Regions from separate parts of the Homo sapiens genome. Here region 2 is linked to region 1. A link is a loop called in an ENCODE intact Hi-C map of the cell type or tissue named here. Cell type or tissue: endothelial cell of umbilical vein. All regions are shown on one strand. Links, peaks and the distances in the headings refer to the core of each region. The heading gives the core; the rest is flanking DNA.

Region 1 (5,618 bases), core at 343-5,342:
TATTCTCTGGAAAGTTAGTGGCCTTTATGAAAATGCGTCCTAAAGGGTAAGCAGTGGACACACTCGATTGTGTGTGCTGGGAAAAAGGCATACAAATAACTTCTGACAGGAATAAGAGTTTTATATGTATATGTGTGTGTATGTATGCATGCATGTATGTATGTATGTATTTATGTATTTATTTATTGAGATGGTCTCTCACTGTTGCCCAGGCTGGAGTGCAGTGATGTGCTCTCAGCTCACTGCAACCTCCTTCTCCTGGGCTCAAGCTATCCTCCTGCCTCAGCCTCTTGAGTAGCTGGATTATAGCCATGCACCACCATGCCTGGCTAATTTTTGTATTTATTGTAGAGACAGCGTTTTGACATGTTGTCCGGGCTGGTCTCAAACTCCTGACCTCAAGTGATCCACCCACCTCAGCATCCCAAAGTGCTGGGATAACAGGCATAAGCCACCTTGCCTGGCCTGGAGTTCTGTTCTGGGTTACATGGCAGCTTCAGGCCATCATGAGGAGACAAAAATTAGCAGAACCTCCACTAGAGCAGAATTTCCCAAACTGCTCCAGAGAGATGTTTATAGATATTAAGAAAACTAACATTCTATGGTTTAATAGTTTGGGAAATAGTGAGGTTAAAAAAGTTTATAAGTGGCATTCAGGACTATTCTAATATGCTAATAACCACCAAAAGTCTTCCAGAGGGATATATACTAAGAAGATTTCCAAAGTGACTTGACCTTGGGCTTTTCTTCATGGGTTTGAATGGAGGGTTCCTGACATAAAAGCCCACTTTTTTTTTGCTCTAAGCACAGAGAGATGTTTTTCCTCTCTGCCTCTTTCCTGGAGATTCTGTTCTGAAGCAAATATGAATAGCTTTTTATACTATGTGCCTGCCTGCTTGCAGAGCCCCCCCCAAAAAAGAGAAATATAGTCAAAGCTAGTTTCCTGGCTCATTCTGAAAGTTCACTCAGCACTGCAAGGATTAGCCACCTATAAGCTGAGTAACCATACACAAACCTCAATACCTCTCTGAATTTCTGCTTCCTTCCTTGACACTTCATCCAAAGCAGTTAAGGGAATGCAAGTACTGCTAATAAACCCTGACTGTTGTACCTTTCCTAGGGGAACTAGAAAAATAAGTCTTTCGTGCCAAAAGAAAAAAATCTTCTAGAGGTTGATTTTTAGGCATTTTGTCAGACAAGAATAAGCTTGTTTGAAAATAAATGGGTTAACAGAGAGTTCCAAATTCCCATAGAACAATATCACATAGTGAACTGCTTTATCTCTCTACTCTTCAACTGGGCCTTTGGTGAACTTTGGTTTCCTAGTCTCTTCTCTAGAAAGGGATGCCCAACAATATCTTGCTGACTAAAGAGTCAAACGAGGACATGCAAACCCAATTAGTACTCACCCCTTCCGAAAAGGGCCATCTGGAGGCTCAAATCTTGTGTCTTAAAAAATTGGCAGCTTTCTTCTTAGAAAACTACATTTGGTGGTGTTTAAAGAATTCATCCAATGTGGCTTGAGTTTTATGGAGCTCTAAACATTTGAGCAATATTTGGGAAAATGGCAAGCTTAAAATGTTTCTGAGTAAATCTACAGCTATAGTTTTTTTTCCCCCACTCCTGAGTCCTAAGGATGAGTTTTCTGAGTAAAAATGGAATTATAGATGGACTAAACAACTAAATAAAACCTTCGGCTTTGTGGAAAACTTCCAGGGTAAGTTAAACAGTCCATTTAAATTATTTAATGCTCCTTATATAACTAAATTTTTATGTATGGCACCTATGACCTTTACTGTGTAATGTCTTGACAAGATAAGCTACTAGAAAAATAACTCAGTGAGGAGTGAATGTTTATAAGAATTTTTAATTGCAAAGAAGCACAAGGGTCTTTGCTTTGAGGACAAAGGGTTATTGAGAGGTCACCTGTGTATTTTCTTAAGAATCTTAAAAGTCCACCTGTATTGAATTTTTTAAAGCCCTCTATTCATGTGGAGATCTATCTGCAAACCTCATGGTTAAGTCCAGATTTGAAAAATAGAATGCCTACATTTAGGATCAGGAGGTAAAATGAGATAAAGTGAAATAAAATAAATTTGAGGGGAGCACAAGTTTTTACTTTGTCATTCTCTGAAATACCTATAGTTACTACGGAACTATGAATTCTTGGAGACCCCTAAGGCATTTTAAAGTGTGTTCACTAAATTCATTTGAAGCATAAAAGGTAGAAATTTCATCAACCTTCCTCAGTTTTCTGCTCTACAACCAACACTCAAGACTTCTACATTTCCTCGTTACTGGTTACCATACTCATCGTAAGTGTGCCCATGCCACTAGTGCTTAAGTGTGTCCCTCTTCAAAGCATGAACAAGGTATTCCTTGTTTCCCGAGAACTGTGTGTGTTTATGGGGGAGAGGCAGCAGTATTTAAAGGACATGAGGGGACATTTCTCATTCATCCAGGAACTACTGTGTCTGGGAGGGGGGTGAAGGGTGCCGCAACAACTTTAAGGTTAGTTCTAAGCTTCACAGAAGCATCCCTGGTGCCATCAGTGACGCAGGGAGACTAGTGTTATTGTTGAGGTCACCAATCCATTAGCTACAGAGATAGTCTTGTAGGTGAGAAGTTCAGCTACTTTTCACTTGACTCCAGTTTCTTCTGCTTCTAGCCACAGATACGGTGACTTTCACCCTCACTTAGCTCTTGTTGAGTGGTACGAAATTTAAGGAGGTAACCTGTCTGGGTACTAGATATGCTGATTTCCCTCTTCTTTTATTACTTTAGTGACATGGGAGGTAGGGTTGACGTGAGCTGTAAGAACTGAATAGGTCTGAAAGGATCACTTCCACATGGTAGAATGCTGGCTATGCAGGGTTCAATCGGGACAGCAGCAGAAAATGAAGTATTCTGGTGATATATGATTTTTTTTTTCCTTAAATCAAGACCACAATTTGCCGTTGGTGAACTTTGACTGATGTGTTATGTAAGCATCCAGATTTCTATTAAGATGGCATAGGACAATTATATCAAATTATAAGAGGACCAATTTTAGTCATTTGATTGTTGTGAAGATAGGAAATGAAACTTCGCGTTGACTACTGATAAGAAAGAGTGCCATCTAGAGGCGCTGCCTAGAACTCCACCTTATTCTCAAGAATCATCCTTCAATGTGACCTTCAGCTGTGTTGCTCTATAACTGTGGCGCTGAAGATTGATAATGAGCGAAAGGGAGAAGTACGCGCTGCCATATGGCAATAGACTCAGATATTATAAGGACTAAATTGTGTTGACACAAAGTGAGGGCTTGGTCCTTACTTCGTTCCTAAATAATGCCCTTTCTCCATCTTTCCAGGGATGCATCTAGTCACTTGACAGCTTTTATAGTACGGTAGTTTGCCTTTAGTCTTTATATTTTAAAGTTTTTTTTTCTATAACAGAAATAAAATGCTTAGAAATCATATTATTTTTCCTTTGTTAGGAAAAGTAAGTTGGTCAGGTGATTACATCGTCGTTTTTTTAAAGCTCTAAGAGGAGAAACTGGAAAATAAAGAGCAACATGGGAGGTGCAATGCCATCTCTCATTCTACTTTGACACATTTAATTTGACTAATTGTTAAGCCAGGCTCCTTAATCTTCCTGAGGATTAGTTTCTTTCCCCCATACTGAATCATACTACTTAATAGTATTAAAATAATTCCCAACCTAGTGCTGATGTTTGCTTTACAATCTTCAGGACCACAGTAAACCACAGATTTGGATAAGAGACCAGAAAGAGGTTCGAAGTCACACATGTCACCATTATCATGCTATAGATATGTGGCAGGATTTTCCTACGAAACCAAATAATACATCAATAATGACTTCACCATTATTCTGATAATATGATGGTTAACAACACGTGAAATAGTGGCCAAGGTAAAAATTAACCCCCATTCCCCGCGAAAGAAACACAAATGAAGTTGGCAGTAGACCCTGAAGTCTAGAGTCCTTGACTAACAAACTACTTCTAAAATGAATGGCTTTCTCTGCAACAGAGAAAACAGGCAGGTGTGTTTCAATTAAATATCTGCAGTATTGGATGTTTCTGTTGTGACTTTCACATAGGAAGTTTGGACAAATGCCTTTGTTCTTTGGGAAAAGTCTGGTTCTTACGGTAGATATTTCTGGATTCTGCTGTGATAGGTGAGCTAGAGTGAAGCAGTGAAGACTCCACAATTTTCAATGATAATCTTTTTGAAATTTGTTCAGGATGATCCACACCCCTCGAGATGGTGATTACTGGTATTTGGCTTACCAATGACACGTTAAAAAATGATTGTATCATTTGTCTCCAAACTTCAGTCACCAATGGTAAAAGCTCAGTTTGTTTGCCTCCTTCTTGCAGTTAATTAAAAAGAGGATTTTTATAGCCTCAAGTGTAGTGTAATTTATAACAGGCATTTCTTCCTCCTGTTTTTAATTACCATCTTTGCATGGTGATGTTGGACCTTTTCCCTTTTATTGACTACTAATGCATAGTTTCCCGAGACCAGCTCTATGGCTGTTAATTAGAAAATAAAGAAATTTTATTTATTTTTAACCACTTTCAGCTAGGCAGAAGAGTAGAATTGTCTGATGGGGGTTCATTTCCCCTTTATTTTTCCCCATTAAAAAGGCTATCTTCCCTATCAAATAATGTTTTCTACTCCAAAATATGTTATGGATAAAAGTTTAAGAAGACTGGAATGTGTGTCCAAATCTAAGTTATAATTCTTTTGTCACCCTGACTATTGCATTGCGTAGGCAAAAACGCAGAGTTTTTCAGTGCTCCCAGAAGAACTCTTGGCATTTCTAATTCATTGAATAAATACATGAATGTATTTCTTTGCTTGCTGATCAATATAACCCGATTCATGGAGGAGTGGAGAAAAGAAAAGCAAGAAGCAAAACAATAGTTACTTAGATATTTTGGGAATCTAGAGTTTCAAATAATTGAAACACTGGAGTAAATTCCTTGGTGTCAGCTTTGTGCAGCAAGTGTTAAATGGGTGTGTGCAATCAGTAGAAAGGGGTACTGCCACAGCTTGGCCATTGGCCTGTCTATTTACTTCAAGTTTAGAAGTGGAGCTGGAAAAAGTTTCAGAGGAGAGAATAATAGCACTGTCAGTCCAGGATATAGGGCTGCAAGTCTCTGATATTTGTATGCTTTCTTTTTTATTCTTTCCTTCCTTTAGAAATAAAGAATAAACCCAAAATGGCAGAGGAATTTGCTTTTTATTCCCACAACCATATCCCAAAGCAATCTTATAAAAATAAGGTAAATTCATCTTTAAGTGATAAATGCAACTGATTACTAGGATAGAATTGCCCATATTTCATGGAGCAATTGGAAAGATTACATTTTTAATTTAATCACTATAATCTACAGATACTATTTTTCCACTTTAGAGATTTTAAAAAATTAGTGAGTGGCAGAGCTAAAAGTCCAATCAGCCTTGTCTACTTGCAAGGCCTTTTCTTTCTCTTGCTGTACGGCTGAGATCACAGGTGTGAGCAAACCTTGAATGGCTTCATTTCCTTTCTCCTTGGGAAGGTAAAATCAAGTTAAGACTTCACCTTGCCTGAGCTTCATTGGTAGA
Region 2 (5,618 bases), core at 231-5,230, 350 kb before region 1:
CAGACCTCTCAAAGAAAACAAAAACAAAAACAAAAACAAAAAAGACCGTGGATGTTTAAACAAGAAGCCTTCCAGAAGTCATGTAAAGGAGGAAGTACCTAGCCCAGGATCTGTCACATAACAAGTAGTTACAAATATTTGCAGAATAAATAGCAATTTCCATCGTCAAAGTCTTCTGCATCTGTTTCACCTCCCACAGTGCCTAGGATTTTTTTTTTTTTTTAATCACAATAATGGTAAGGTCATAAAGAAGAACAAGAAGAACAGGAACTAAACATTTATGCAGGGAGAGGTTCTGTACTTTAACAAGTGAAATGCTTTGCTTACATTTTAAATTGTATTTTTAATTCTTGTTAGCAAATAATACATGGTATTTAAAAAAAGTTCAGTGCACAAAAGCTCAGTACAAGGAAAAGCAAGTTTCCCTTCTCAAGAAAGACTAATGTTGCCTGTTTCTTGCATATAGTTATAGAAATACCCTATGCACGTGAGAGCAAGCATAGTCATTTTCTTTTCCATAAAATCTAATCACAAAATGATAGAACTGAAAAAGACCTTATGGTTCATCTAGATGTTAAGTTAGAGGCTTTTAAATTGCTATTCTGGGAAAGAAAAGGAAAACCTAAAAGCGATCTTCCCTGTTTCATAAGTAAGCTCATGATTGTAAGGATGCCAGATCACGTGGCAAAACCCTCCATGTGAACATTAATCACATTAAGTGATACAAGGGAAAACTGAGTTCACCTAAAGTTGCCCTGAAACCCATAATGCCCACTGTCGACCTCAACCTAAAACACCCATGGATATAGATGTCTTAGGTTCCCTACGGCTGTTGAAGGAAGTGCTGTCTAAATAACAAATGGAATAAATTGACATGGACACAGAGGGCTTGATCTGGAATTGGGTATTATAATGTGACTATTTTGAACAGCATCTCTTATGCATCATCAATCACAGTATGTCTTCAAGACTAGTAAAGTCTATATTTAAAATTTTTTTTTCTGCTACATGGTGTAGCAAGTAGCTTTTCAAATTCTTCATTCTGATGATGTAATTTCAGATAAGACATTTAGGAAGTCATCAGCTTATTAACTTTTGGGTTGAACCATATGAAACTGCCATTTTTGTTGGTCATAGTTTCTAAAATATTGGAAATTTCAAATGTTCCATCTTCATTATATTCCTCAAAGTTAGTCCTTGTTCTAGAGCTGTAAGAGGACTTCCTTTAAGTTTTTTAGAATATCACATTTTCCTGCAAGAGCTATGTCACTAAGCTAGTTCCAAAAAACCTATTTAATGTTTGTGGTTTGTAATGGTACCAGATTCACATCTGGTCCTAGGAACTGAGCCTATTCTGTTCAACAGGGTCAAGAAAAAGAAATAAATTTCTCTTCCTCTTTTGAGGGGTATAGCACCGGCCTTTCTGGGCCTTGAAATAGGTGAAAATAATAATTATTTTCCTTTCTGCTCTTTTTGCACCTTACTTCTCCAATATTCTCCTGAAATCCTTTTTCCTGTACCTATTGTCCTCATTCTGTCTGGCCTTTTTCTATCTCAATCAGCTTGTCTTTGCTCTTTATTCTTAACAATCAGCATTCATTTAGTATGCTGCAAGTTGGAACTAAGTAAAATAACTTGATTAAATGAATTCACAGTCGTGTGCAAGACTATCTGCCGTTCCAAAGACATATGCAATTTTAAGAGTATCTTGTAGTTGCAAATGAACATTTCCATAAGAAAATTTTGGAGTTTGAAAAATGACTAGAGAAAGAATCCTGGTAGTGAGGGGCAGAAATAATATATTGAGGAGCAGGAACATTTGGTTCAGTTCCCCATTTTTATACATTTTGTAATTTCTTCTCACCCTTTTACTTTAAAAATATGGATTCTTTTAAAGTTTAGGATTTCATTTTGACTTTCACAATGGCTGTCTTGCCAGTAGCAGTGAGCACCTCCAGACTAGGGAGAGGTCTGCGCCTACTGTATGTATGTGCCATTTGTAAATTGGGAATGAAATGTGTCGCTTCTGGTAACATCGGTATGATGGGATCTGGGAGACCTTCGGAATTCAGATGGGCTTATGGAGCTTATATTTGGGACCCTATTCTGTTTCCTATACAATTACCCTTGGTCTGTGGTTTTATCCTTTAAGGGTTCTAGCTGTCTATAACTGGAGTCCACCTTCTTTTTTGACTGAGGTGACATGGTCCACATTTTATCTCTAATTTACTAAACATATAGTTCCTTCTCTGCTCTGCTTTTAAGAGTCAAGATAAATATTGACTGCTGATATCAAATTTGGTGAGCTTTGGCCCACTATCATTCACTATAAGATGGAACATTTCTGAGATATGTGGCAAACTGTGGTTCTCATTTCTTCCTTCTCACCTTTATCGGTTTTCCACTGTTCTCCAAGCTTCTTTCCAGTTTTCTAATTATATTACTTTATTCCTGAAACTGCATCAGCTTTCATATGCCAGTGTTTATAAGTAAGACATAGATTAGAAGGAGAGATAGTTCTTTGGAAAAAAACAAAAGAAAGCAGTTTTTTCTTGCAAAAGATGTGGTTACATCCTGAACTTGGTTGCTCTGTAATCATTTTATATTTCTTAGCAACACCCTTTCAATCAGATTATTAGTTCCTTGAGTGCCGAGAACAAGTCTTAAGGATCTTTGATTACCTCACCAAACACCTAGCACAGAGGAAAGAGACAATCAACAAATAACAGTTACAACTTGTTATCATTCAGGTGAGTCACTGGGGACAGGAGACAAATAGTTCATTTTAGAGATAAGGAATCTGATATTTAGAACACACATATAAATGTAAAATTGCATCTGTGATAAGTTACACAATCAAAAGGTACATTGCGTTATTAAAAGTGCGTAGTAAGGTTGGGCGCAGTGGTTCACGCCTATAATCCCAGCACTTTGGGAGGCCAAGGTGGGTGGATCACCTGAAGTCAGGAGTTCAAGACCAGCCCGAGCAACATGGTGAAACCCCATCTCTACTAAAAATACAAAAATTAGCTGGGTGTGGTGGTACAGGCTTGTAATACCAGCTACTTGGGAGGCTGAGGCAGGTGAATCACTTGAACCTGGGAGGCGGAGGTTGCAGTGAGCCGAGATCGTGCCACTGTACTCCATTCTGGGTGATAGAGTGAGACTCTGTCAAAAAAAAAAAAGTGTGTAGTAGAAACAGTGAACAGAACAAAGGAAAAGAAGACTGTTTTGAAGAAATGATTAAGCTAAGGTCTGCAGGATAAATCTGAAGTAGTTAAATAGGCAAAAAAAAAAAAAAAAGCAAAGAGAATTTCAGGCAGAGAAAATAGCATATACAAAGGCACTATGGTGGGAGGATGTATGTAAAGGTTGGAAGGAATCTTAAAGGTCTTTAAGTTTGACCTGTTGCCAATCCCACAGACTTTTCTATGTAACCCAACATCTAATAAGGACAGCTGCCACAAAAAGCAAACTGTCCTCAGCAAGAGACACCAAGAAATCTGGTATTAGGAGGCACCATGCCGTGGTAAAAAGTGTATGGATTTTATATTGGACAAATGTGGGTTTGAAATTCTGTTCCAACTCCTTGCTTTATGATCTTCTACAACTTTTCTGTCAGCTGTCTTATCTCTAAAATAGGCATATTAAGATCTATTTATAGTTGTAATTGGAGGATTAAAAGGGAGCACATATGTAATATGCTTAGAACAGTATCTGGCCCACGGCAAATGCTGAATAAATATTGCACTTTCATCCCATGACCACTCATCTTGGTAACTTCAAGAAAAATGGAAGGGGGAAACCCAGAGTGTGTTTTGAATTTCCAGTCTGAGCTGTTTCTTAGAAGCCTTGCCTTTGCCACAGGCAATCCTATTTTACTCTACAGATGGAATATAGCATTTCTTTTTTCACACACAGAAAATGTTATATACATAGAAAGTGCTTTTAAAAAATTTCTACCTTCTCTTGTCCAGATGTCCTAGTGTTTCCACCTATTACTGTATTTCCAAATACAAGCTCAAAAAGAGTAGACTAATAGTTTAGAGATTTCATTATTTACGTTTATGAAGTTATGACTCAAGATGTGACTAGTTCTGGATTGTGGTCATAAATAGTTACATATGGCTCTTCTTCCCTTATTTCTAGAATTGCTTGAATTAGAAGTGTTACAGAATAATATCCAGCAGAAAAATAAAAACATACAAAGGCTGTTTTAACCACCCTCTGCAGCAGCAAGGCCTCTATCTTAATGCAGACATGGTTTGTTGTATTAAGTTTGGAGTTTAGTAGACTGAACCATCCTAATTACTGCTTCCTTTATTTCAGCAATATTTTTGAAAGACCTATTTTTGGGTTAAAATTACTCTGTCTCCACCAAGAGCCAGAAGAACTGCTAGACTTTGAGCTAACAAAGAATCCCTTATTCTGCTAGGACACAAGTGAGTCAGTGACCACACAGAGTTTCTGTGCTGTTGGTTTGGAGATGATGGAACGATGCAGTCCACCTGCAGTCTGAGATGGAGAGGTCTTCTATATTACAAATGCAGGGCAGCTCCTTCTCTTCTGTTTATTAGGGTCCCTGACCCCTGCCAAAAGTCTAACAATGAGAGAAGCACTGCTGCTCTGTCCTCAGAAGCTTTCCAGGCCCCATGGACCTGCACAGCCAGATGTGTGGCCCTATAATTTCCCACTGCATCTGCCCCATCTTGGAAACATAAGGCCTAGAATGTTGTTATTCAAAGTGCACTTCTTGGACTGGCAGCTTCAGCATCATCCTGGGAGCTTGTAGAAATGCAGACTCTCCCGCCTAGCCCAGACCTGGTAGATCAGAATCTGCACTTTAACAAGATCTCCAGGTAATTCATTTACATATTAAAGTTTAAGAAGCACTGCCCTCGCTAGGATACCCAGCCAGAAAGACTGGAGAAAAACAAAAAGCACTTCAAAAATGAAATCAATTTTCTTTGCCCTGATGCCCTTTCTTACTCCAATTTCCAGGCCCCATCTCTGTGTAGCTAAATCCTCCCCTTTTTTTGAGCTGCCTGAAATGCCTCTTCTGCGGAAATCTTCACTGATAGAGTCAGCCGGAGGCATCTCCCACTCATTTACCTGTATATTTTTCCTTTGGTTCTTACCATGGTTTGCTTCTTACACTGTACAAGTATCTATTTATGGGTCTAATCTGTCTTGCTTGAGGCCTTGCTGGAACCTTCTTTATACTCTCTACAGTGTCTAGCAGGGCAGTCCCAGAAAAACAAACAAACAAACAAACAAAAACTTATTTATTTATTGAAAGGAAGGAAAGAAGAGAGGAGAGAAAGAGCTCAATTAGTGTAGTAAATAGCTCTAGAAAATTGAGTTCAGCCCTGGGGGTGGACTTGAGCCTGTTTGATACAGGAACCCAGGAACCATGTTATATCCATCCCAGAAGAGCCCCCATTAACTGTGGGCATGGAACTATCCCAGTTTTGCAGGAGCTACTGGCCTGGATCAGATCCGAATTCACCTCATCACAACACTCCCCAACCAGACCTGGCCAAAATCAGCCTACCCTCTCTTTCTGGAAGTAGAATAAAACTTCTGTTTGCTAGGGCCTTGACCTCTGGCTTTAAGCA

The links. Peaks named below come from ENCODE experiments on the same cell type or tissue, not always from the same donor. Only the 100,000 strongest peaks of a DNase experiment are listed, where the experiment ranks them.
Region 2: it touches region 1 in a loop (3-fold over the local background); 2 of 110 quality-filtered maps call a loop at or near these places.

The regions. Positions count from the first base shown.
Region 1 is chr14:25,397,688-25,403,305 of GRCh38, forward strand. The region is part of intron 2 of LOC112268135 (a long non-coding RNA gene); the gene reads left to right. Among named protein-coding and RNA genes, the nearest start is that of LINC02286, 240 kb to the left of the region's middle. In endothelial cell of umbilical vein, for the core only: a CTCF peak has its summit at 3,111 (motif pointing left); a DNase peak (open chromatin) is centred at 3,124.
Region 2 is chr14:25,052,421-25,058,038 of GRCh38, forward strand. It overlaps LOC124903295 (a long non-coding RNA gene), which reads left to right. Exons shown (of 2, transcript XR_007064091.1): 2 at 1-170. Among named protein-coding and RNA genes, the nearest start is that of STXBP6, 5.1 kb to the left of the region's middle. In endothelial cell of umbilical vein, for the core only: no CTCF peak of the experiment used is centred there; no DNase peak of the experiment used is centred there.